Regions from separate parts of the Mus musculus genome. Here region 1 is linked to region 2. Evidence: chromatin loops called from intact Hi-C (ENCODE). Cell type or tissue: left cerebral cortex. All regions are shown on one strand. Links, peaks and the distances in the headings refer to the core of each region. The heading gives the core; the rest is flanking DNA. Region 1 overlaps Gm34424 (a long non-coding RNA gene). Region 2 has its middle 15 kb from the start of Gm34770.

Region 1 (12,509 bases), core at 2,031-10,030, 160 kb after region 2:
GTATCCATTCCTCTGTTGAGGGACATCTGGGTTCTTTCCAGCTTCTAGCTATTACAAATAAGGCTGCTATGAACATAGTGAATCATGTGTCCTTATTACATAACACACAAACAGTCTTGAGGCTGGTCTTATGGCTCAGTGAATGAAGCTGCTTGCTGCCAAGCGTGATGGCCTGCGTCTGAGCCCCAGGACCCACAGGGTGGGAGGGGAGAACTGACTCCTTTCAGTTGACCTTTGACCTCCACTCATACAATGGCTCGCATATGCCCATACGCATACACACAAGTGCAAAATAAATAAAGGGGAGTAGAAGTTTTTGGAGAAATAAAAGATATTCTTGTCTCTGGTGTTCTGTATTAATGCAGTGTGTAATGGTTTCAGATTTTATTTATTTTTTTCTCTATCCAGACTGGGGCTGTCTGTGCTCCTGAGCCTGGGGATCACGCTCATCAGTAATTCTGAAGCACACATGGCTTTCATGCTCTTTGTCCTTTTCCCTTTAAAGCCCTTCCCTGAGTCTCATTAGATGTCAGGGCTGGAGCTTCCTATCCTGTCTTCCATATCTCCTAACTCTCCTTTCCTGTCTCTGTGGTCTTAACTCTTTGCACACTATTTCCCTCAGACACGCTTTCACATCTGTTAATTCTCTCTCCAACTGTTTCTAATCTTTACTTTAATTCATCTACTTTATGTGTTGTTCATTCAGTCTAGTCTTTTTCTTTCTAGTACATTCCATTGTGTTCTGTTTTGTTTTGCATCATGAAGGCTCCTTTCTCATATTACACTCTTTCTCTTTAATAAATTTTTAGAGGCTTTTAAGAGTCTAAGCCTACAGCACACACGTAATAAAGGTGCTCACAGACATCAGGAGAGGGCTGACTGACATGGAAGCTGGGAACTGAAGTCAGGTCCTCTGAGAACAGCAAGCACTCTTAGCCCTGAGCCCCTCTCCAGCCCCCGTGTTCCTTGTCTCAGGGTCAAACTTCCTTCTAGGCATTTATTCACTTCAGCGTATCTTTATAAACTATTTTCTGTCTGCCCGTGGTTCTTGTGAGCACAGGAGGTTAGTAGCTAATATGATTCCTTTTGGGTTTCTTAGTGGCAGGGTAGATTGTGTATCTTGCTATATAAGATCCTATGGCTGCTTTTGATGCCAGAGTTTTATCTATGGGGAGCACCCCAGGTTTTGGCAAACTGCCTGTGTTTGCTTTTGCCTGATGCTTTTCCATCTTAGTATCATTTTAGGTTAGTTTATACATGAATAAGGCATCTCAGAGCATGGCAGTAGTGACTATCCTGACACATTTCAGCCTGTCACAAGACAGACTTGAATTATAAAGTGTCAGGAGAGACTCCTTAGGACCAGAACTCAGGCTGAGGTGGTACCAAGACTTTCTAGTCTGACCTTAGTATGCCTGATACGTGAGTGTCCCACCTGCAATTTTTGCCTCTCACTTCAATCCCTGCACAGGTTCAAAGTCTCTCACTCCCAGATGGCTGCCTACCATTACCCCGGAGTAGCTGTAGCCCCAAATTCCATTTTGATTGGTCTGTGTTCTATTCTGTCTTGACTAGGATTTCATAGGCTACACTTAATGTGTGTAGGGAGCAAGCAGAGTCTGTAGTGAATATATGTCGTTGATATGAACATAGTCTTCTTAAGGACCACAATCCTCAGCCCCAGAGAAGTGGCAAGCTCAGAGGGATGGCCAAGCCTTCCTCTGGCTCCTGTGTGGATGTTGACAGAGTGTGCAGAAAATATCTCCCATAGCTTCCCCTGCCTAGGTGTTTATTGCCTTAAGACTGCTCCTCTATTGAAACTGTTCCTACAGAGATAAACTAAACTCATCCCTTTGATCACCTACATATAATAACTCTGCCTCCGTGTCTATCTGAACGTCATAACCCTCGCCATTCAGCCATGTGCAATCACCCCGCTCAACTCTATATAATAACACATTAAGCCCCCAGGGTGCTGCTGCAGTTTCTCCATCCAAGGGCTCAGACCACCCAATCCCAGCTTCTCTATGTCTGTCTGTCTGCCCTTTCTTCATTCCCTCTATAGCCCCAGTCAGGTTTCCAAGCCCCAAGCCATGTAAGGACTCAGCACATGTGTATAAATTGGAGGGTGCATAGTTGGCATGCATGCCACCTTGGATGTCATGCCTCAGGAGGCCATCTACCTAGCTTTTGGATACAGGTATTTCACAGGCTTTGAACTCACCAAATAGGCTGGATGATCAGCAAGCTCTAGGGATCTGCCTAAGTCTACTTTCCCAGTGCTGGGATTATAAGCACACACAGCTATGACTGGCTTTTTAAAGTGGATTCTTAGAATCGAACTTATGATCTCATGCTTGTATGACAGGCAGTTTACCAACTGACCTCTCTCAACTCCGTGCATATGTACTTGTGTGTGTGTGTGTGTGTGTGTGTGTGTGTGTGTGTGTGTTGCCAGCCTCAAAGGTCTCAGCTTTCATCTGTCTTGGCCTCACACCTTTCAGGCATCTCCTAGAAAGCAACCTCCCCTCCACTGTGGGAACATTCCTGAGGAGAGCTGTCCTGGCTATTCTCAGTTGTCAACTTGACACAGTCTAGAGTCCTCTGAGAGGAGAAGTCTTAGTTAAAGAATTGCCTAGATCAAGTTTGTTCTATGGAATGTCTGAAAGGAAGTGTCTTGATTATTAATTAATGTAGGAGGGTCCAGCTCACTGTGAGTGTCACCATTCCTTTGGCTGGCAGTCATGGGCCGTATACTTAATAATTTAAAAAAAAAAAAAAAAAGCTAGCTAAGCACAAGCCAGTGGATAAGGCAGAGAATAAGCCAATGAGCAGTATTTCTCTTGTTTTCTGCTTTCAGATTTCAGCCTTGACTTCTTTTAGTGATGGACTGTGATCTGGAAGAGTAAGCCAAATAAACCCTTCCCTTCCCAGCTTGTCTTTGGTGGGGGTGTTTTAACATGGCAACAGAAAGGGAATAGACTAGCATCTGTGAGCCATTAGCATATCTCGTTCACAGCAGCTGGGGATCAGGAGAACTGGCAATGAGGCTGTGGGCACAGCATTACTGGCATCGACAAGAGAAATGAATGTTGTCACGATCCTCACTCCAGTGCTTATGAGGGCTGCCCGCTGCAGAGGGCCAGACAGTAGCTTTTCAAACACAATTTTTCATTTACTGTTGATAACGACCATAGAGCTAAGTGTTGTTATTTACCACATGCTAGATAAGGAAGCAGATTTCTCTCAAGGCCACGGGATAGTTGGATTCCTATGACATCAAAGATCACTCTCTCCCCACCCAGTGATGGCTGATGTGTGATAGGCAGGGGGCGACCACACCAGCAACAAGGTCATCTTGAGGACCTTGGGAAGGCCAGCCTTGTCCAAGAGTTGACCCTTTTTACATGTATGATCCTTGCATGAGTGCTCTGTGGCCTACCAGTTCCCAATGTCCAGGCCATCTCTGGAGGCTGGTGTCCCCTCTGAGAAACAGAGACTTTTGTTGGAAAGGAACACTGACCTACCTCATGGGGGCATTTGGGCTACAGCAGTCACTGTGGGAGTAAATGACTTGGAGACCGTGATCTCTTCATTTGGCGATGAAGCCCCCAGATCCTGTCTCAAAGCAGCAAAGGCCTGTTTTTAGTAATTCAGATCATAGTGAGGAGGTGATGAGACAGGTCTGTCGTCTGGTTCCAGTGGCTCCACATCAGGCTACTGATTTAGCAGCCGCTCTCTGGGAGCACAGAGCCCTGACTGACCAGTGAGATGGGCTGGCTTGATTGTCAACTTGGCTTGATTGAGAAGTGCCTAGAGATTGATATGAAGCACCCCTGGAGAGTCTTCAAGGGCATTCCCAGAAAGGGTTAATGATGGAAGACCCACCTTGAATGGGGGTAGAAACATGCCGCAGGCTGGAGTTCTGGCCAGAATAAAAAGCAACAAAAGAGAAAGCTCAACAAAAGGGTACTCCTCTCTGCTTCAGTGTGAGCTGCTCTGATCCACCTCACTCCCGGCTCCCCACCCCCACCCTAAGCGACCCAAACCTATGAAGCCAAAAGACCAATAAGTCTTTCTTCCATGTTGCTTTTCCTAATTTATTTGGTCATGGGGGCAGACAAATGGACTAACAGTCCATTTCCACAATGTGACCACACACAGAGGAGCCAGTTTCAAAAAACCCATGTGACATTCCAGCCTGCGGAGCTGAAGGGAGCATGGCCATTTGGCTCCGGTGAGTCCATGGGGTCCTCTGAACACCAGGCTTGCCCACTTCAGAGCTAGTTGCACAGCTGGGGTCCCACCAATGCTCATACCACAAGACCCCCAGCTAAAGAGCATTCTAAGCTCACAGGACCCGAACAGCAGCCAGTTCTCGGCCCCATTCTGAGAGTGAGATTTGGTGCATTACCTCGCCATAGGCTCAAAATGACCTGCAGCAAAGACATCGTGTGACTTCAGCCAGTCCAGCCGTCCCCTGTTTGACCATCCACCCATTTCCTCAGACTCTCAGGAACATCCTGGAAGGGACACTTAGTAGAGATAGCAATGGAAACAGTACCTTCAGGTCACACAGGATTTTTCTAACAAGAAACATCCATCAATCTGTACTGAGAGGTTAGCCATGGAAGGAAGAGGGGCTCTTCTGGGGCTAAAGAGAGTGAATATCCACACACAAGGGATCCGTGGAAGGGCCCTCTTGTACCAGGAGGGCATTCTGTGGAGAGTCCATGCAAGGACTCTGCAGAGCACTAAGGCTCCTAGCCATAGGCGCTGTCTGGGGCCTCCAAGCAAGGCCTGTCAGATGGTTGCCTCTGTGGAAGTAGACGTTCCAACTGTATTCATGTGTGTGATATAATTTTAGAAGAGCTTGGATGTCATCACATCCCAAAATACCCTTCCTTAATGTCTACTTGCTACATTAATTCACCACTAGAATTTATCTTCTTTAACTTAATACTTGATTGCACGTTCAAATGTGCATCTTCCTGGGAAATGGGCAGTTTGTTCGAACCCACTGCTGGCCAATACTATATCCCTCTGCCGTGGTGAGGCTTTAAGTCCCTCCTCAAGGGAGAGCCGGTCGAGGGCTGGGGACAAGGGTACTGGGTGTCTGGGGTGGGGGCTGGAGAGCAGCAGAGCCGTAGGCCTGGAGGGTGTGGGAGTACTGGATTCAGTCTTGGCTGCCTTCATGAATGCGTTTGGGGCTGGGCCTGTCCTAGAGATATCCCAGAACTATTTTGGGAGGCAGCAAATTTAGCTGGTAGCTGGTTTAGCAGATCATCCAGATATGTTGGTATTTCTGATGAGACAATCTGTCTCAGAAGGAGACGTGCAAAGCCTTCACAACCCAGAGGGATGTGCCATTTTGAGCACAGCTGTAGATAGTGCATAACCCACAGTCTCTTCCGCAGGCCAAGCCCAGCGAGAGGCAAACCACTCCCAACCATGAGCTCTTAGTGGGTCCAGAGCTTGCAGGCAAAAGCCAGCCTTCTTCAAAATCATTTGAACAGCATGACAGAGCAGCTGACAGATGGGGAAACTGAGGCATCACCCTAAAGTAACTCTGGGACTAGATGGAATAGTTAGGACTTCAGCCCAGGGTTTTTTTTTTTTTTTTTTTTTGGTTTCAAATCTCATTGTAATTAAATTTTAAATTTTAATTTGCATATTTAATGAGCTCATCGGGTGTTATAATTTCAGCTGTCAAATTACTGCACAAGATTTTCTTAAAAGGACCAGCTTTGCTGCCCCTCTGCCCTCCTTGGTCCCAATTTTTCAAAACGTAGAGCCACCAATTCCTGGATTTTAGCTATTTCTTCTTACATTAATGCCAAATTTGTAAGCAAAATAGTTAAGCTTTTGTATCTTGATCTAAATCCCTTTTCTTTTCTTTGTATGTGTATGTATGTGTGTGTATATGAGTGTCTACATGTATATGGATACATGTGTGTGCATGCATGTATGGTGAGTGCACCTGCGATTGTTCTCCACTCTATGTACTTGACACAGGGCCTCTTTCTGGACCTTGACATGGCCAGTTCAGCCAGCAAAGCCAGCCAGCTTACTCCAGGCGTCTCCTGTCTTGGCTCTCTGAGCGCTGGGATTACAGGACGGCTGCTGCACTCACCTGGCATGTCCTTGGGTTCTGGGAATTCCAACTCAGATTCTCACCCTTGTTCTCTGTGCGCGCTACCCACTGAGCAATCTCCCCAGATCCCCCATCAAAAAGTTCTTAGGAATAGATTAGACTCTTCCTTAAAAAAAGAAAGGTAAGGGTTTGAACTCTTTATACTCTCATAATCAATCAATCAACCAATCAATCAATCAACCAGTCAATCAGTTTCTCTCTTCCTCTCTCCTTCCTTCCTTCCCATGCTCACACTGGTACCTGTGCACACATACACATCCCCTTTATCCTCCTCTGCATACCACAGCACCATTTGGTGACCATTTTTATTTCTGAGGTACAACTAGAGATAATTAAGCCAATTAAGCCAGATTCAGAAAGACAAATATTGCATGTTTTCTCTCGTTTTTGAGTCCTGGAGTTTACCTAGATACACAAAATTACGTGTGTGCAGATGTCATGCAAGTAAAACCAAAATCATCTATGGGAGGAGAAGGGGCTCATGGGAGAGAAAGGGGCACAAAGGGGACAGAGCAGGGTGTTGGGGGTGTTTCAGAGGCCATTATACACTTGCCCCAAAAGCCTTATGTTGCCCAGTATAGCCATTTTTCTGAGTGCCTGCCTCAGGCAGAGACCTTGGCAAGAGGATTCTCCTTAGGTAAGAATGAAGCTGAATGAGACTCGAGCCATGAGTACCAAGAACCCCATTCCTGCAAGGAAAACATGGGTGACCTTCCATAGCCATCACCTTCATATACCACACTATGGCTCTGGTCCTTTGGGGTCCCTTTTCCGGAGCACATGCTGTGAAAATCAGCAAATTATAACTCCCCCCAACGCTGAAGCCGGAGCCAACTCTGAGTCGACATGCCGGGCCTCGTTCAGCTGCGCTTTCTGCTCTTGTTTTAGATGAGAGTTTATACAGGGTCTTGTGAGCAACACAAGCGCATCCCAGACCCTCATCCCTGAGGGACTTGAGCCTGTGTCATCCCACCCTTCTTGCACTATCTGTGGATGCTGCAACTCCTCTGTTACTTGTCAAAACTCAGACACATGCACGTATCAGCTGGCTGCAGCTACCTGCTTCCTTGATTCCAGATATAAGAATAATCACATCCCGATGGTTACTGTCCACCTCCTGCCAAATGGTGACTCCCAAATTCCTTCATGTGCTGGGCTCTTGACTCAGGGATGCCAGTGAACAGGTCATAGTCTTAGAACTAATGGAATTCTCATAGTGTCTCTGGTAGAAGCATGTTTCCTCTGTGCCAGGCCTGGGCCTAAAATTTCAGGGAGCCTCCTCCCGTGGATCAATCAGAGTGGAAACAGGAGGGGTCCTGCTGTGCCTGCCTCTTTCGCATCTCAGAACCATCAGTACCACCTTCTGGGATGATGGCCGCTGCCCTTGTGTGCATCTGTATAGATTTCTGTCATGGGTCAGTTCTCTCTCTACATAAAATGATGGCCAGCTGCAGCCTACAGTTCTGTCCACAGAGGGATCTCTCCTCACAGCTAGATTTCAGTTAAGCTGTTGCACAATGACAAGCTATTGTCAGCTGTGTCTGTATCCCAAACTGACCCATCTGTGAACCAAAATGACCTGTCTTCTTCTCCCTCAGCTGATTCTAAGTACTGGTGATAGAGGCAAGGGCCAGCACGGGATCCCTCACACGGCAGGGAGAGAAATGGCACCTGGGGCTCCTGTTCACGCAGCTTGGTTGTCTGCCATCTGGACCTCGTTCTCCTCTTATGATGGGCTGGGGTGTGTGCCACCATGTTCAGTTAAAGCTCAGCTACTAAGGGGCTGCTCTCAAATGGTCGCTTGAGATCTGTCTCTACGAGGACCAGAAATTGTGGAAGGAGTTTTGTTACTCTAAAATCCTATTTATCCACGTTTCGATCTCTTATTGGTGTTTCCTATACATTCTATGTAGCATCTTGTCTTAACATTTCTAATGCCTTAGGAAGTCACAGGAGATGCCGTTCAAATAGCAGGACCACTTACCCATATCCTGGATGTGCTGCAGAGTCTTTTCCCACCCTGGATGGACTCCATTCAAAGGAACCAGCCTCCCATGCTATATGGTAGATGGGTCAAAGCCATGTTCCTGAGGATCTAATATACTGACTCCAGGACCCATAAGAAGCTTAGCAAGCGCTGTGCTTCTTCTTTGATAATGACAGATACAAGACGGACTATCTAGTCCATTGCTTTGGAGGGAATATTCCAGACTCAGAAGCTCCAGAACCTAATGTTGGTGATGTCCAAAGTCTCTCTAAACTTCATTACCCAGCACTATCAAAAGTCCCTGTGCAGCTTGGCTTTTGACTTGACCTGGACCTGGGAAGGCCAGGGAATGAAGAAAGGACAGATGTATGTACAGAAAAGCTGAGGTCAGATGGGCTGTGCTCTATCTGATGGAGCATACCTACTGTGCTCCATCACAATCAGAACCTTAGGTACAGCCCTGGAAGAGGGGTTGGCTAGTCTTAGCAGGCAAGCAGTCTCAGGCTGTGGGCAGCAGGAAGGAGGAAGCTGTAGCTGACAATTCCTGCACACACTGGGCAATCATTTTGTAAAGACTCGTACTTGCATACTGTCAGCATTAACACTTGAAAAAGAGGAAGGCTTTGCCATCCTCTGAGCCTCACCCAGGGAAGGCTTTGCCAGTCCCATGGGTTTGAGCCGTTGGGTCCTTGACTTGGCTGTGCCCCGAGTCATCAGCATACATTCAGTCAAGATCTCATCTGCTTATTGCACATTTACTCAGGATTTCCTTGCCCACCCCCCCCAACGCGCCAAAGCCCTTGTTCATACAGTACCAGCCTCAGGTTATAAACAGGGTGCCAAGCATTCTGTGGAAGGCCCAGAAGTCCAAGCCCTTTCCAAACTAAATTGTAAAAGGTAAAAGTGGATACATCTAGCTCCCTGCAGACCTTTTGTAGTCATTTGTCCCAGTTCTAACATGACTTAATCACTTCCTATAGGCTTCACCCTGTGATACATTATCTTACGTCTCAGCAAACACATTTTTATTTTGTTGTTCTGAGAGTCTGATGAAGCTCAAGCTGGCCTTGAACTCACGACGTGGCTGAGAATGACCTTCTGATCCTCTTACCTCAACTTTCCAAAAGCTAGATGACAGATGTGCACCACTGCAGCTGGTACAAGCAGTGCTAGGGATCAAACTCAGGGCTTTGTGCTTCTTAGGCAAGCATTCCACCAACTGAACTAATTACTAGACACATGAATGTTGAGGAAGTGCATACATAGAATCCCCCCTTTCAAAAACTGGGCACACCATTTAGACAGAAAATTAACCTGGACACAGCAGACATGAGCAAAGATAAGACACCAGGTGCACTAAACTCGGACTACTCCATCCGTCCGTCCGAGGCAGGACTCTCTTCTCAAGGGCACAGGCCTGAAGCATTCTCCAGGATAAACATGTTCAGCCAGAAACCAAGCCTTGGCCGACTTAAGAAGGCTGAAATCATATCGAATATATTTTCTTGCTGCAATGAAACTACACACTCAGAAATAGCATGAAATGGGAAATCCGCAACAGGAAGAAACCAGAAAACTTGAAGATCCGTGGAAATTAAGCAACACCACCCTGTGACAACCACGGAGTCAAAAAGGAAATCTGAGTGGGAAAAAAATGTCGACACAAAGGGAAATGGGAACACAAAGTAACAAAATGTATCCAGGCAGCAAAATCGGTTCTAAGAGGAGACTGGCGGAGACCCTGCTCTAAGCAAAAAAGATTTCAAACAATCCAACCTTGCACCCCAGAGAGCAGGAAGAAGAAACTGAGCCCAGAGTTAGCAGAGGAAACACCAACTCCTAAAGCAGAGCCTGGTTAAGTAAACCCCAGGAAAGGATCACAAAATGAGAACCTAGGGTGAAAGTCGGGGGACTGCCCTTGTACTTGGGGGTCAGAGGTCAAGGTCACGTCTCTTTCCAGTCTCTCTCCATTTATTTTCTGAGACAAGGTTTCTCAGCAAATCCTGGGTTTGCTGACTCATCTAGGCCATGCCCACCACCAGCCTTGGGTTGTTACACTGGTGCTGGGATTTGAACTCAGGTCCTCTTACTTGAGTAGCAAGCACTTTACTGACTGAGCCATCTCCTTAGACAAAATGGACAAGGTGTCAGTCAGACTAAGAAGAAAAAGGAGTAGACTCCCTTTCATTATAAGAGAGGCTGGGGGTGGCGTGGGGTGGGGGTGAAGAGAGAGAGAGAGAGAGAGAGAGAGAGAGAGAGAGAGAGAGAACTGTGAATAAAAGCACACCAAACTAGTTGACTTCAAAGAGATGGATACATGCCTAAAAATATAAACCTACTGAACCCAACTATGAAAAGGCAGAAAAAGATGAAGAGACTAATTTAATGAGAAATGGAATTGAATCAATAGAATGTTTTGTTAAAATCAATTAAAAAAAAAAGCCTTATGAAAAAAGTCAGGACCTGATGGTTTCAGTTCTGCATCCTACCAAAGTCACCAAATTAATATAGGATGTTATTATAGGCACCAAGAGTTGCTCTGTTGGGATAATTAGAATTATTTACAAGTATATATACACTTTCTCCTCTCTCTCTCTCTCTCTCTCTCTCTCTCTCGTGTGTTTTCCAGACTCTGAGAGCTATAGCTGTGAGGGAGTCTCAGAGATGAAATCCTGATTTGAGTGTGAGTCCCTGAAAGTTTCACACATAGATACCTTGGTTTTCAGCGTGGTGGTTTTCGTGGCGGAGCCTAATGGAAGGTGATCACATCACTGGAGCATTGCTTCAACATGAATTAGTGTAATTCTCACAGACTGCAGAGTCTGAAAGAGCAAGAGCAGGGTGAGCCTTCCCCTATCTCTCTCTCTCTCTCTCTCTCTCTCTCTCTCTCTCTCTCAGTGATATTGTTTGCCATGATGTGACATAGCCATGGGGGCTTTCTCCAGAACCAGAGCCATGATCTCAGACCTCCAGACCTGCAAGCTAAAGAAACCTCTTTTCTTTATCTATTACCCAGCATCAAGTATTTAGTTACAGCAATGGGAATGTTCTTATTATCCCTGAATATGTTTTCCCATGGAGAAATGATTGTACATACTGTGTAGAATTTAATTATTCATTAATTCAGCAAAGAATCCTTGCAGGTGCAGTGTGTGCCAGGCCCTATGATAGACATCAACAGGAAACAAGACCAAACAAGTGTCTGATGTCACAGAAGGACCCACCTTGTGGGTGCAGGCAGTGAACTTCACTGGAGAAAGAAATATTTATGTGGCTATACAAATACTTGCTTAAAAGACATATATATAATTTTCTTAATGGGGTTACTTCTTAATAGTCATATCCGCTCTTGTTAAGGGAAAGAAAGCTGGGGCAGAAAATTCCGAGAAGCCATGAAGAGGCCAAACAGAGATGTGTGACCCTGTAGACTATAAATGCAAAGCAGACTCCATTGTAAGACCAGGACTCTCCAGGGAAGCCTCTAAGTCAGGGGCAAAGTCATTAGCCATGAACTCAGAGCAGTCTGAGCTAATGAGAGGGGAGTGAGTGTGGAGGAGGTTGGAGAGGAGGAGACTACATATCAAGGACTGGCCTAAGAGCTGAGAGTGGGGGGAGGGGGCAGGAGGCAGAGCTTGCAGAGAGAGCCACTGGCCTGTGGGCCTTGGCTTCTTCCTCCTTCCTTGGGAGGAGGTGGCCCAGAGATGACACTTCTGACTAATGACAAGGATTGCATTAGAGTGTGTAATCAGGATACTTGTTCTGGGGGAGTGTCTCAGCTCAAGTCCTTGGCCCCTCTCCTCTGTCTACCTGGTTTACTCTGGCCAGCTCTGGCCCCACTATCTTGGTCCGTATGTGAATTGTGTTTCCTATGAGGAGAGTAGTGGGAGCTGAAGCTAAGGGCTGAGGGCTGAGAGCCGAGAACGTGGAACAGACCTCCTTCCTTGGTAATGGCAGGGACTCAGAGAAACGGGGAATCACTGGGTCTTGGAACAGGAGATAAGGATCACGGATGGACAACTCAGTGCTGCTCAGAGTTTTTAAACATCTTGGGGGTCTGAGAAAGCTGAGCCCCAGCTTTCTTGAGCAAAAGACCTATGGCACCTTCTAGCCTTTCCCACCATCCTTGACTGCATGTCTGCTCCACAGGCCCAGACCAGCAAGAAAGGCATATAAAGTATCTCAGGCACTCACATTACCTAGCTCACGATCAGCCTGCTATGTGACAGCTGACTCCCTGGGGATGCACACACACACACACACACACACACACACACACACACACACACACACACACACACAGAGAGAGAGAGAGAGAGAGAGAGAGAGAGAGAGAGAGAGAGAGAGAGAGAGAGAGGAACAGCTTGGAGT
Region 2 (12,509 bases), core at 2,395-10,394:
GGAAGAACTGATGGGTCTGTCAGCACTGTCTTGGGGTCTGAGACCGTCCACGTTTAAATTTAAGTGTAGACATGTCTGCCTTCATGAGGCCCTGAGCTTACAGTGGCAGTAGCAAACAGGATGTGCCATCTCCTCCCGGGTCGGCACAGGTGCCTGGTACACAGGCCACAGCCTGTGCTTCTTGAATAGGACTGAAGCCTGGGAAGTGCCCAGCCACATTCAGTGTCATCCCATGGCTAGAGGGGCTCTGAGATCTCACTTAAGGCACGCCCCTCATTTCCTGTAGAAGAGCTGGGGCCCAGTGAGAGGAAGTTACTTCCCTGCTACAAGGGAGCCTTTCTGGGGTGGTGTGGGTCTCCCCCCCAACCAGGACTCTGTCGTTCATTTCCATCTCCAGCACTCAGCAGAACTCTGGGAGGCCAACCTTTCAAGGGCCAGCAGCACACACTCCTCAGTGCTCCTTCTTAGGCCACTCTGAGTTCCTAATATGGCATCAGTCATCCCAAGAGGAGCTCTAGGAGGCACCAGAAACTCTGGGCATTGCTACTGTGGTACCTGCAGGTGATCCTGGCTCTGCTGCTGCTGCTGGAGCAGAGGAGGCTGGCTGTGTGCTGCTTGCTTTCCTCCAGCTTGCTGTATTTTGTGTGTGTGTGTGTGTGTGTGTGTGTGTGTGTGAGGGGTGTACCTATTGTTTTCTTATGTCTGGGGAAGACCAGGAAGGACAGTTGTTTCTCTTTTACACATACACACACACACACACACACACACACACACACACACACACACAGAGAGAGAGAGACAGAGAGACAGAGAGACAGAGAGACAGAGAGACAGAGAGAGACAGAGACAGACAGAGACAGACAGAGACAGAGACAGAGAGACAGAGAAGAGAGATGGGGTGGGGTGGGGGACAGGGAGGAGTGGGGGTTAGAGGAAGAATTGGGGATGGGGTGGAGAGGTGGGGCATATTTCTGAGTCAGTTGCAGATCTGGACCCCTTGAGACAGCAAAATAATCAAAAGAGTTTCTGGGCATTCCCCGAGTCTCCAGCCTTCATCTCTGCAGCCGTTGGCTGAGCCCTAATATATGCCAAGCACTCAAACCTTTTAAACCTTGTGGCCCTATGCTGAAAGAGGAGTTGTTGTTATTCTCAGGAAACGAAGGCCTGGGCTTGAAACATCCACAAAATACCAAGGCCTCCAGTTTACAGGTGGAGGAGCCTCAACTCAGATCTGGCTACCACGGTAGACATCTGTGCTCCAGTTCCTGAGGAAGAGGAGCCCTTCTCGCTGAGTGTGAGCTGAATGTGGTCTCACCTGCTTCACACCTTATCTGAAGTTGCACAATGCTATTTGTCCCCAGCCATGTCAGTAGCTTTCCTGAAAGTGCCCAACCCCAACCTACTCTCCTCCCCCCCCGCCCCCCCCGCCCCCCCCCACCCCCACCCCCACCCCCACCCCACCCCCACCCCCGTCTCCTTCCAAGACTTCTGGGGATGCATTGTACCAGTGACTCTCCACCAAGGTCCTGGGAGGCTGTGTGGCAAGCTGATGTTCCCCGGCTGATTCTGGTTTTGTTTTTGTTTTTAGGTTTTTTTTTTTTTTTCTGGCCTGCTTCCTGCCACAAACTCTCTCTCCCTAGAAACCATCAAGTTGAGGCCCCTCCCTCACCCTAGAAGTAGCTCAGATGTGGAGAGCGTACTTCCTCATCTCAGGCTGTGGGGTTGCCTCCCTGTCTCTGTCTCTAGGGCACAGAATGCACACTGGACCCAGAACGTGGAAACATAGGGCTTCTCTTCCATTCACGACTGCTGTGGCGTTGTTGCCCTTACTGGCTGAGTCCTTGCTCCGGGGTGTCCCTGGGGACAGACACAAAGCCAAATGTGGAAAAGGAGTAAGCTCTTCCTCTGTCTAGCCTCCCCACTTTAGAGATGAGATCAGAAGGAGAGAAAGAATTGACCCAGTCTATAAGCCTGCATAGACATTACAGACACAGCTGAGACTGGGTAACGCCGCAGGGGCTGCAGTTGTCTGCAGACGAGAGACTGACAACCTGGGATCCTTGCACAGCAGGCAGGCGTGGGCCAGTTCACTGGAGCAACATCATAAGCTCCCCAAGGGGATGGGGAATCCGATGGAAAGGAGCTTAGTAGCTTCAGCACCTAAAACTAAGAACTGTGGTCTCTAAGGCTCCTTGCATCTGGGATAATGGGGAATGCCTGCCAGCGGTAGAGAGAGCCTTCTGCACAAAGAGGGCTACTGGCCGTCAACCAGTATGCCCTCTGAAGTGAAGGGCTGGACCCCTTCAAAAGTCACCTCTATTATGTTATCATTGAAGTTAGTGTATGTGGACGCACATTCTGTAGTGTGTGTGTGTGTGTGTGTGTGTGTGTGTGTGTGTGTGTAGGCAGAGACAATGTTGTGGAGTTGGTTTTCTCCTGCTACCTTTACATGAGTTCCAGGGGTGGGCGTTTGGTCATCAGGCCATGTCAGGGTAAACTCCATTCACTAGCTGAGTCACTGCCTCAGCCCGGGTCTGAGCCTCTTAATATACCCTGTGGGTTCAGTGTCTGAGTCCATGAGGGGTCCCTACATAGAGAGAATCTCAGGCCTAGGAGATGGGTATAGAACATTGCAGAAGCTCAGCAGGAATTGGTGCCAGAGCCATCTTGGTTTGGTTCAAGGACTGTGGCCTATACACCTCTGTGTCCTTGGGATCTTGGAGAATGGAGTCCAGTGGTCCTGTCTCGTGAGGTGAACAGATCTGTCATTTCATTCTGGCCTCTCCTCTACTTGGCTGTGTCCATGGGTGTGTGACCTGTCACCTGAGTGGGGTTTTGCACTCCCATCCTGGCAGCAGCAACTCCGCCCCTGTGAGGTCTTATGCAGATACGTGACGCTCTTGACCTGAAGCTGAGGGCGGAAGTGGTTTGAATCCCACATCTTGATTTACTGGGTGGGGTAGTCACCCTTCACCGTTGCTTTTTCAGTCCAGACTGGATGTGGTTTTCTTGCTCTCTCTCTCTCTCTCTCTCTCTCTCTCTCTCTCTCTCTCTCTCTCTCTCTGTGTGTGTGTGTGTGTGTGTGTGTGTGTGTAAGAGAGATACAGAATGTCTTAGTTACCCTTCTTTCTTTGTCCCTCAAAGTCTGCCCTCTTTGAGGCACTAAGGACTCCCCAAAGCTGGCCCATCATGGCCAGACGTCATGGAGCCCAGTCAGGCACAGACAGGCCTGGGAAGATTGCAGTGCACATTAGTGGAGAGAGAGCATTTCTGATGCAGGTGAAAGTGGAGTAGGGGTGTCTTGCATGAATGTCACAGAAAATAAAATAACGTGAAGTAATTACACTTCATTTTATCTCCGTGGGCTCTTAAATCACATCAGCTGTTACCTCAGTTTTAGAATGTGAGATAGACCCACGCCTGACTAAGCAGCAAATTAGCTAGTTATTTTCTTTAACTGCCTCCGGGTCTCCTCAGAGAGGCCCTTCACTTCCAGCCTGGTTGCCCCCCAAAAGGATTTACAAGTCCCTGAGAGCCCTTGCTCTTCAGAAAGAGAGCCTCTCCATCAACCCACCTTTCCCCAGATGCCCCACTATGCTGGGCCTCAGTTTCCCAGTCTGTCAGGGGACCAGTTCTTCTTCACAGGTCTGGTTTAGTGATCTAGCTGCTCTAGGTTTCCCTGGGACCTTTTGGTAGTGAGTTTTCACCGTGCCTGGGTTACCTAACTCTCGCCCTGGAGCATTGAGATAGGAAGGACTCGGGGAGGGGTGACTTAGATCAGCCAGCCTCAGAGAGTGTGTCCAAGATCACATGGCAAGAAGGGAGTCTTGGTGAGGTCTGGGCTTCTCCCTGGGCGGTTGTTTTAAAGTCATCACCAAGCTTGCATAGACAGTCATTTTTAAACTTGGGACATACAGTATAATGGCTTCATGTCAAATACATGAGATCCATTAAAGGGGGAAAAGAGGACTCTGAGTTATTTTACTGACATGATCTGGTCACACGATTGGAAATGCAAATGAGGAGGGTTACTGGAGAATTCCAGTTAGGACTCTTCACCGAGAACGTCAGATGACCCAAGGCCTTCTCCAAAGCTGGGGTACAGAGAAACCTCAGCCCCGAAAAATCCAGAGAAAAATCATGTAAAAATTCTCCAGCTGCCCAGACTACAAGGACTGATTCCCAAGAGGGCCCACATGTAATCAGAGATGGGTCACCTAAGTGTCACTTTGTATAACTACCGGCTTGCTGACTTGGTGGAGGGGAGGGAGCAGACTACCATCCAGGCGGTGCACCACAATCGTGTACATGTATACGTCAGAGTTACACAGGGACACCACATGTGCACAGGCGTGAGACATGGTCACATGGACACAGACAACAGCCCAGCCATGTAGAGCTCATTTGTCTCCCAGCAGTGACTTTTGAAATAAAGATGAAGGGTACGTGTGGATGCTGCCCTCTCCAGCGACTAGAACCTCATAGCTGTCTCGGATGTGAGCATCAAGGTAGCACCTTTGGGAAAGCCCTTTCAGCTCTGTAGGCCACGCCTGGAGGTGCCAGTGCCAGGACAGTGATGTGTCGGCCACAGTTCTTGCAGGACAGGGCAGGACCATCTCGCTTAGCCTGGTCTGGGCCTCTTTAGCTCTCATCAAAGCCACGCACGGCAGTCTATGGTTCTTTCCAGTCTGACCCAGTTCCTCCATGGACACCAGCTGGAGATCTGGGGTGCCTTCTGTGGGTTACAGACAAATCTTACGTGACCGGAATAATTTCTAATAGTTTTACCAGCTGCTAGTATGGAAATATTAGGCATGTCATATTTAAATATAAAATTTCCAAAGCTACAAATTTGGCCTTTTCACAACCTGGAGGCTGTGGCTTCACTAGTCAGGCTCTCACATGGCCCTGGTCACTCAGATGAGTGTCTTCAATCCTTTTATTCAACATACATGTGCTAGGCTCCACCCTCCAGCCTCAGTCGGCTTCCATGCTCTCCAGGTTCTGTGGTAAAACCGAGACCCACCTCTGTCTTGTTTGATAGATAAAGAAGCAGAAGTCAGGGCAAGGGTTACAAAAACTGCTCAAAGAACACATCTCCCCTTTCAGAGAGCTCCAGTATGCAAAGCCGTTTGCAGGCCATGCTGGGCTATTGAGCTTTACCCTACTCTCAATACACAATGCATGTTACCCCTGACATCACCATATGATGCACCTTGCCCCTGCCATACAGTATACCCCATCTCCCCCACACAACATATCTCTCTCCACCCCCACAATGCACCACACACCTCCACCCCTGACACACACCTCACTTTCACCCCCACACCGTGCATCTTCCCAAGGGGAGGGTTCTAAATAAGCCTGGGCTGATTCTCCACTCAGCCCCTGAAGCATGCTTATCATTCCAAGATCTCCACTCCAGCATCCCAGGTCTCAAAGGCTGAGCCAGCGCTCCCTGACAGCTCTGCTGTGGAGACAGGCTTCCTCTAGTCTCCTGTCGCATGCTCCCACCCACTGTCGCCTGTTCTGCGAGCATCGAGTCCACAGTCACTAGCCACCACTCACGGCTTGCTCAGAATGATCCCTCAGATCTTGGACGCTGGCCCGAGGAGCCCTGCGTATGTATAGATCTCATTTTCACACAACAGGCTGCCTAGCAGATGGGGACCCAGACCAGCCTCCAACGTTTAGCTGAGTGTAAGATGTGGGAAACTAGAGGGCTTTGAAGCAGCCCCTTACTGTTGCCAGCGTTCAACCTCAGAATTTTCATGGAGGGGGAAAAAAAACAAACCCTAAACTTTAAAAAAAAAATTAAAAAAAAACAAACTCAACAACAGCAACACACACATATACACAAACCCAACAAAACCACAGCTTTCCTTGCTCCCCCAAACCAGATGGCAGATGGTATGGAACCAGTAAAACACAGCCTCAAGCATTTGTTTACTTAGCAGTGAGTGTAATATGGCTTTGTAGTCCCTTGCTAGGAAACACCAACCTTCTAACCAAAGAAGCGATGTGTTGGAGTGACACCTTGGAGGAGCTGTTGGAGGAACTGTGCCCAAGTGTCACAGGACCCAGGAAGATGGGACAGGCTGAGGCCTCTCTGGTTGGTGGATCAGGAATTCAAGGTCATCCTGGCTACAAATCAAGTTTGAGTCTAGCCTGGGCTAATGAGACCCTGTCTCAAAAAGATAAGGATTTCCTTTCTGATCTGGGAAGCCCCCAGAGAACCCTGTTCCATTCTAATGAACTGATCAATTTGCAAGAGATGTTGGGCTAGCCAGTGGGAGTCCTCATTGTAAGCACTAACTGATGATATGTGTCTGCTGCTTGCCTTTTGTCTCCAAGGCAGCCTGCCACAGGAAGAATATGTCTGTCTCATTGTTGAAACATCTGTGGAAGGCACTGCTCTGGGCCACTCGCCGATGCCAAAGAAGGGCTTGCGCCCCTGAGAAAAGAATCTGTTTTATGGTTTGGGCCTTAGGGTGCTAGAGAATAAGAGCGTTGTGCTTTACCACCGTTCTTTCCGTTGTCATCCAGGAGACTCACAGCTAAAATTACATGCCAAGATTAAATAACTAAATTAGTTAAGTGGCAGAAACCCAAGCCAAACAATTTTAAGTAAAAAGGTAACTTATAAGGTCAAAGAAATACAGATGGCTTCATAGATGGCTGGAATTGTGGTTAACAGGCCTCCCCTTTCTAGGGAGGCCTTAGACTTGCTCTCTCCACAAGCCAGCCACCACAGCCCCAAACTTCTCAAACCTAATCCTAGCATCCATTAGAGTCCCCTTGGGAGCATCTGACGGGTCCTTCTTGACACGTGCTTCATCTGCGGGCTGTTTATAGTAGCCAGAGACTCAGAGGATTCTGACGAGGGTTGGACCGTGTGTGACTTAGGTGGAAGAGGGGACCATCCACTCTATGGAAGCACATGGAACAAAGTTCCTAAGGCATGTGGGGGGAGGGGAAGCAGTCACAGGATGAACCCTAACATAGCTTTTTAACCCTGCCCTTTACCTCAATTCATGTATGTCTTTCTTGAAGATTCATGTTATCAGATGTCTCTTTTTGTAGCAATTGATCCTAAAAGCTATTAACTACAGGTATAGTCTATTCTGAATGGATGAGGGAGAGACTGAAGAGATTCAAGAGTGTATGGGTTGGAGTGTTTCTTTAGTAAACAGTACCCTTGTGGCCTGGGAATCCTGGCACTCATTCTGTTCCCAGGGCTGTGTTACAGACAACGCTGTGGTTCAAGGTCACCTTGACCAAAGCCCGATGACTGCATCTCTGATGGCTGAAACTCAGAAGCCTGACATCTGGCAGGGGCTCTTCCTGTCCTGTGTCTGATTATGGCTTTTCTTTTTCATCCTTTCCCTGGATGCCTCTGCTCCCACTGGCCAACCCAAAATTTCTTGCAAATCAATCAGTTCATTAGAATGGGACAGGATTCTCTGGAACCTTCCAGACCAGAAGGGAAATTCTTTTTGAGACAGGGTCTCCTATAGCCCAGGCTAGATCCAAGCTTGGTTTGTAGCCAGGATGACCTTGAATTCCAGATCCACCAACCTCCATCTCCCAAATACTGGCTCTTGTACAGTCAGACCCAATGGAAGTGCTAGGATTGAGCTGGTGTTTTGTGCTAGCCTGGTAAGCAGTGGATTAACTGGGCCACATCCCCACCCCCAAGGAAGACATCTTTAAGAATGTTTTGTCTATAGATTTGTTCATCGTTGGGCAGCAAATTACTGAAAAGATGGCAACTTTATCCAATATAGGCCTTTATCCTCTCCCATCATCCTGATGTCAAGAGACCAGGTAGCCCAATGGAGTCTTCCCAGCAGGCCCAAGAAGCTGTAATGGGGTTGTTAGACTGCAATCTCACCAGGAGGCTTGACTGAGGAGAAGAGATGAGAAGGGAGGATTCTTTTACAGCCTGTAATTCATTCCTTTGTCACTGAATAAGAGAGGGCCCTGGCTTTGTGCATTCTGTGGGTCCAGGACCATCCCATGGGCTCCGAAGTCTCCCCTCCACAGTTCTTTGCCACATGGGCCTCCAGAACAGGATTGCTTATTTACAAGCCAGCTCAGAGAATCTCCACATGGCATGTATAAGGTACCAAAGTTGTGAAACTGACATCTTCCTTCCCTTGCTATATACACCACAGTGGGACCACAAGAGGGATGCCCCATGTCGTTTAATACAGTGTAATAGTTAGACATAGTTCCAACTCTATGAGTGGTAAGGAAAATCAGGGTAATAACAAATAGATGTAATTGTTGTTAGGCCTCATTTTATGGCCTCCCACGCTTTGGTGTTCCTATAGCCATGTAACAGATAGTGACCTCTCTGTGCCGGGCAGCACAAAGACCTCCACACCCTCATCAGTGTGGGAAGGGAGCAAGGGGTGGGTAGGGCTCCCAGTGAGCCAAGTGCTAAGGGCTATGTTTTCAGGTCTAAGGGTTACACACAGTTTTGAGACCCTTGACTTTGGAGGGGAGGTGGTCAGAGCCAATTTCCCAAGTGCATTGATATCAGAGCCACCCTGACAGATGGAAAAGAGGCAGAGAGATAGAGAATGTGGCAGAGAAGAGAGTGATGCGGAGACAGAAGAGTAGCACAATGCATTTGGAGAGCCTGAGGAATCTGGTGTGACTGGCACACAACCCCTGGCGGCACGGGGTGGGGGCGCAGAACGGCAAGGACTTCAAAGTCAGCCTTGGAAGTCTGTTTTCCTTCTGTGATCCATAGAGGACCACATGAGGCCGCAGGGACTGGGGTGGCAGCTGATGGGCTTAGGCCACAGGGTGAGAAAGGCTGAGTCTGCCTTCAGGGTTCAGAGTCTTTACCCCACTGTCCCTCCGAAGAGTCCCAGGGAAGGCAGGCCTCAGACAGCTGGGCCGTCAGAATGATACGTTCTGTAGTGCAGCAGCTGCGTAGAAGAAAGTCCCAACAAACCCCTCTCTGCTGCCCTTGCCCTTGCAACCCAGCAGAGCCCAGAGTGCAAAGTCAGTCATCTGTTAATCTGGAGAACTTGACAAAAGGGACTTTGATCAGGGCTTGTTTTTCCCTCTTCTTAAGTTTCCCGATGACACATAATAACCCGTTTCAGCCGCGGGCCTGCTCGTTCCCACCCCGGGGCCTCCCTTCCCCGTGCCCTTCTCCCCACACCAACATTAACTGGCCTGTAAGTGGTAACATGTGTCTCTTTACATGTTAGTTTGGGTCTGGTCTTTTTTTTTTCTTTTTCTTTTTTAGCCTCACAGTTGTTTGTGTTCTCGGAAGTGGCGCTCGGAGGCCTGCACTGGGGAACCCAGCCTTCTGGAGCATTCCTCTCTCCTCCAGATATTGATGCTTCCCACCCTTAGCCATGTCCTATCTCATCTTGTTTAATGAGCCCCCTCCCCTGCCCCAGCTTTGCAGACCATCTCATACAGCCATGGAGATTCATGGCTATCAGAGGCCTTAGGCAAGCCTACACTGTGGCTTTTCAAAGTAATGAAGTTAAGCCCAATGGTGGGGATGTTTTATGACAAAAATGAAGGCCAGTAAGATGGCTTGGCCCTTGTTTGCTGGGCTGACTCTGGAAGCCCACAGGGTAATGAGAAAACAGACGCCTTTTTAGATTAGGCCTTGAGCTTCTGGCTCCCAAAAAGCTGAGAGGTTCAGATAACAGACACTAACTGACCCGTAAAGAGGGTAGTTTATGAGTTGTCCGCTGACCTCCACATGTGCTCTGTGGGACACACTTGGGCTCACATACATAGCATATATAGACATGTACACAGAGCAACCATAAGGATTCTAATATTTGTGGAGGGTCTACTCGAAGGTCTTACATGTATTTCCTTGTTTCTCTCTCAAACCAACTTTCTGAATGAACTCACTTGCTGTCACACAGATGGGTAAACTGAGGTTTCTGGAAGCTTAAGCAGAGATGTCTCTGGGGCCAGTGTGCCTATAACTATATAACCTACCTGAAACTCTGGGAAACTTCGGGCAGAGTATTGGCCCTCTCTGTGCTCCATGTTTCTTGTCAGTCATAGGGTTGGTGAGAGCACTTTCTCAAATACTTGCTATGGGTCGTCAAATAATGTAATATTTAGAATGCTCTGGGCAATGCCTATAGGGTCCAACTATGCCTTGATTACATAGGAAGTTCAAGCTGGCCTGAGCTATGTGATGCCCTGTCTAAAAGAAATATTTGGGGAGCTAGGGATTGTAGCTCAGCTGATAGAGTGCTTGCCTACCATATACAAGGTCCTGAGTTTACTCCCTGGTATGTAGAATGTGATGGTGCACACCTGTAATCCTACCAGGGTCGGAAGTTCAAGATCCTCCTCAGGTAGATAATGAATGTGATTGAGGCTAGCCTGAGCTGCATGAGATCCTATCATTAATGGAAGCATTCACACACACACACACACACACACACACAAACACACACACACACACATACACACACACACCCCTATTCACACACACGCATGCACACACATGTTTAATACATGTGTGGCATACATACATGCATTCATACATACACACATACATATGTACATACATGGACACATACATAAACACATAAACATATACACACATACATTCGTACACACAGACACACACAAGGAATGCTCAGAAAGTAAAACAAAAAGATAGCTAGAATATAGGAAAGATTTTTAAAATCTTGATCACACATCTGGGGCATTTAACATACAAGCACTAAGTTCCAGAAAGAAAAGAGTAGAGAAGGAACTGAGGGAGGGTTGCAATAGTCATGGAAACAGCGTGACAAGAAAGTTCCCAGAACTGAAATCTGTTCTAATCAGTCTCAGTTTGTCACACACCCTACCCAACAAAGGACAGAAGGCCCACAGCAAGGCCAATTATTGTGAAATTTCAAAGATAAAGATACTGAGAGCTTCCAGAAAGAGAGCTTCCAGAGCTGAGAGAGAGAGAGAGAGAGAATAATAGCATGAACAAAATCATTATAACAGGTCTAAGAAACAGGTCGTGTATAGCTCCTGTCCCAGAAGGCAGAATCTTAGAGGTTGAAGCAGGAAGATCAGGAGTTCAAGGTCATCTTTGGCTACAGAGAGAGTGTGAGACCAGCAAGGATGTTTGAGATTCTGTCTCAAGAACAAGGGAGTGGGGCACAGGGTGGCACTGAGTCCTCAACAGCAGCACTGCAAGATGGTTTTGACTGGATTTCTATACCCAGCCAAACTACTAATCAACAGTGGGCTTCTCTACAGCAACCCTGAAAACAGGGGGCAAATAAGTAAGGCCTATAAAATTCTGAAGAAAAAGAATGTGTTATTGAGTTTATACTCAGGAAAATAGCAATCTGGGGAGGTGTTAAAGATATCTTTAAAATTCACATCCTCCCAAATTCACCTTTCACTGTCTGCATCTCAAGGTATGCCTGGAAGGAGTGGAGAGCCGACCAAGGAAGAGGTATTTCACAAAGCAGCTGATCCAGTGGAGGGCAAACTGAAAGGACCTGGTGTCCCGTGGAGAGAGGTTGTGACCTCAGCCAAGACAGGAACGAGGAACTACGTCTTCATACCAGCACTGTTTGCCTCACTGTGGTTGGCTCTTTGGGCCCTCTGACAGCTGACCTGCTTTTGCTCCTACCTATCTGTCTTCCTCAGCTACAGTAACTACAGCTGCTGCTTCTCTGCCCTCTTCCTCTTCTTGCTCTTCCTCCTCCTCCTCTCTCCATAGGCACAAAGCAGGTTTCTGGAACTCTCCATGTCCCTCAGGAACTGAGGAAGACTATCATACTGTCACCAATGGAGTTGGTTTGAATACCCCAGCCAAGATGGCCCATCTTTTAAACAAGCTAATGGGGGCACCCATGTCACAGTGCCACTGTGAGGACAGAGTGAGATGATATTTGCTGAGCTTTTAGCTTAGCATCTGGTGAGCTGTCATGTGATCCCGGCATTTGTTAAATGAGCCATATTACACATTGAAGTGAAGGTGAACTTGGCAGTAAGTTAGCCATACATCACTTTACTTTCCAGCCTCAGCTGCCACAAGCACTGATGTGCTCCAAACAGTCACACACAGCTGGACCCTCGTGCATGTGCTTTCCCAGTGGCTCTTTGACCTTGGGATGGCAACAGGGTCTGGCCACATAAGTCCCTTCTGCACATTCTAACTGCCTCTTACTGCCACTAGGACCCTCTGTGCTGTCCTCTTCAGACAGACCCTGTCCTCCATCTCCAAAGACCTTTCCCAGTGAGCCCCTCACCAAAAGATCTTCCTTCTGCTTCACAGCCTTCCCCTGTTTTGGATTATACTCCCCAGACAGCCCATTCTTTCTTTATCAACGAACAAACAAATAAATCATGATGGTTGACAATTACTAATACAGTTTCCTGGATTGCCACATACACATTGGTTCTCTGTCACATTCTAGACATTTGTCCAACCTCTGCCCTTGGTGAATGCTCTCTGTTCAGGTTATTTGATCTTGGCTGACTGTCAACTCCAC

Evidence for each region. A loop is a pair of places that touch in the nucleus more often than their neighbours do. Peaks named below come from ENCODE experiments on the same cell type or tissue, not always from the same donor. Only the 100,000 strongest peaks of a DNase experiment are listed, where the experiment ranks them.
Region 1: a loop joins it to region 2, with 4 times the contacts of the local background. A loop is called at or near these places in 2 of 42 quality-filtered maps.

The regions. Positions count from the first base shown.
Region 1 is chr9:61,510,854-61,523,362 of GRCm38, reverse strand. Gm34424 (a long non-coding RNA gene) reads right to left here. Exons shown (of 5, transcript XR_379518.1): 2 at 10,856-10,963; 3 at 4,415-4,523; 4 at 3,528-3,925. Among named protein-coding and RNA genes, the nearest start is that of Gm34424, 7.4 kb to the right of the region's middle. In left cerebral cortex, for the core only: no CTCF peak of the experiment used is centred there; DNase peaks (open chromatin) are centred at 3,026 and 5,246; H3K27ac peaks cover 717 bases.
Region 2 is chr9:61,670,314-61,682,822 of GRCm38, reverse strand. No RefSeq gene overlaps it. Among named protein-coding and RNA genes, the nearest start is that of Gm34770, 15 kb to the right of the region's middle. In left cerebral cortex, for the core only: no CTCF peak of the experiment used is centred there; DNase peaks (open chromatin) are centred at 5,597 and 6,373; H3K27ac peaks cover 281 bases.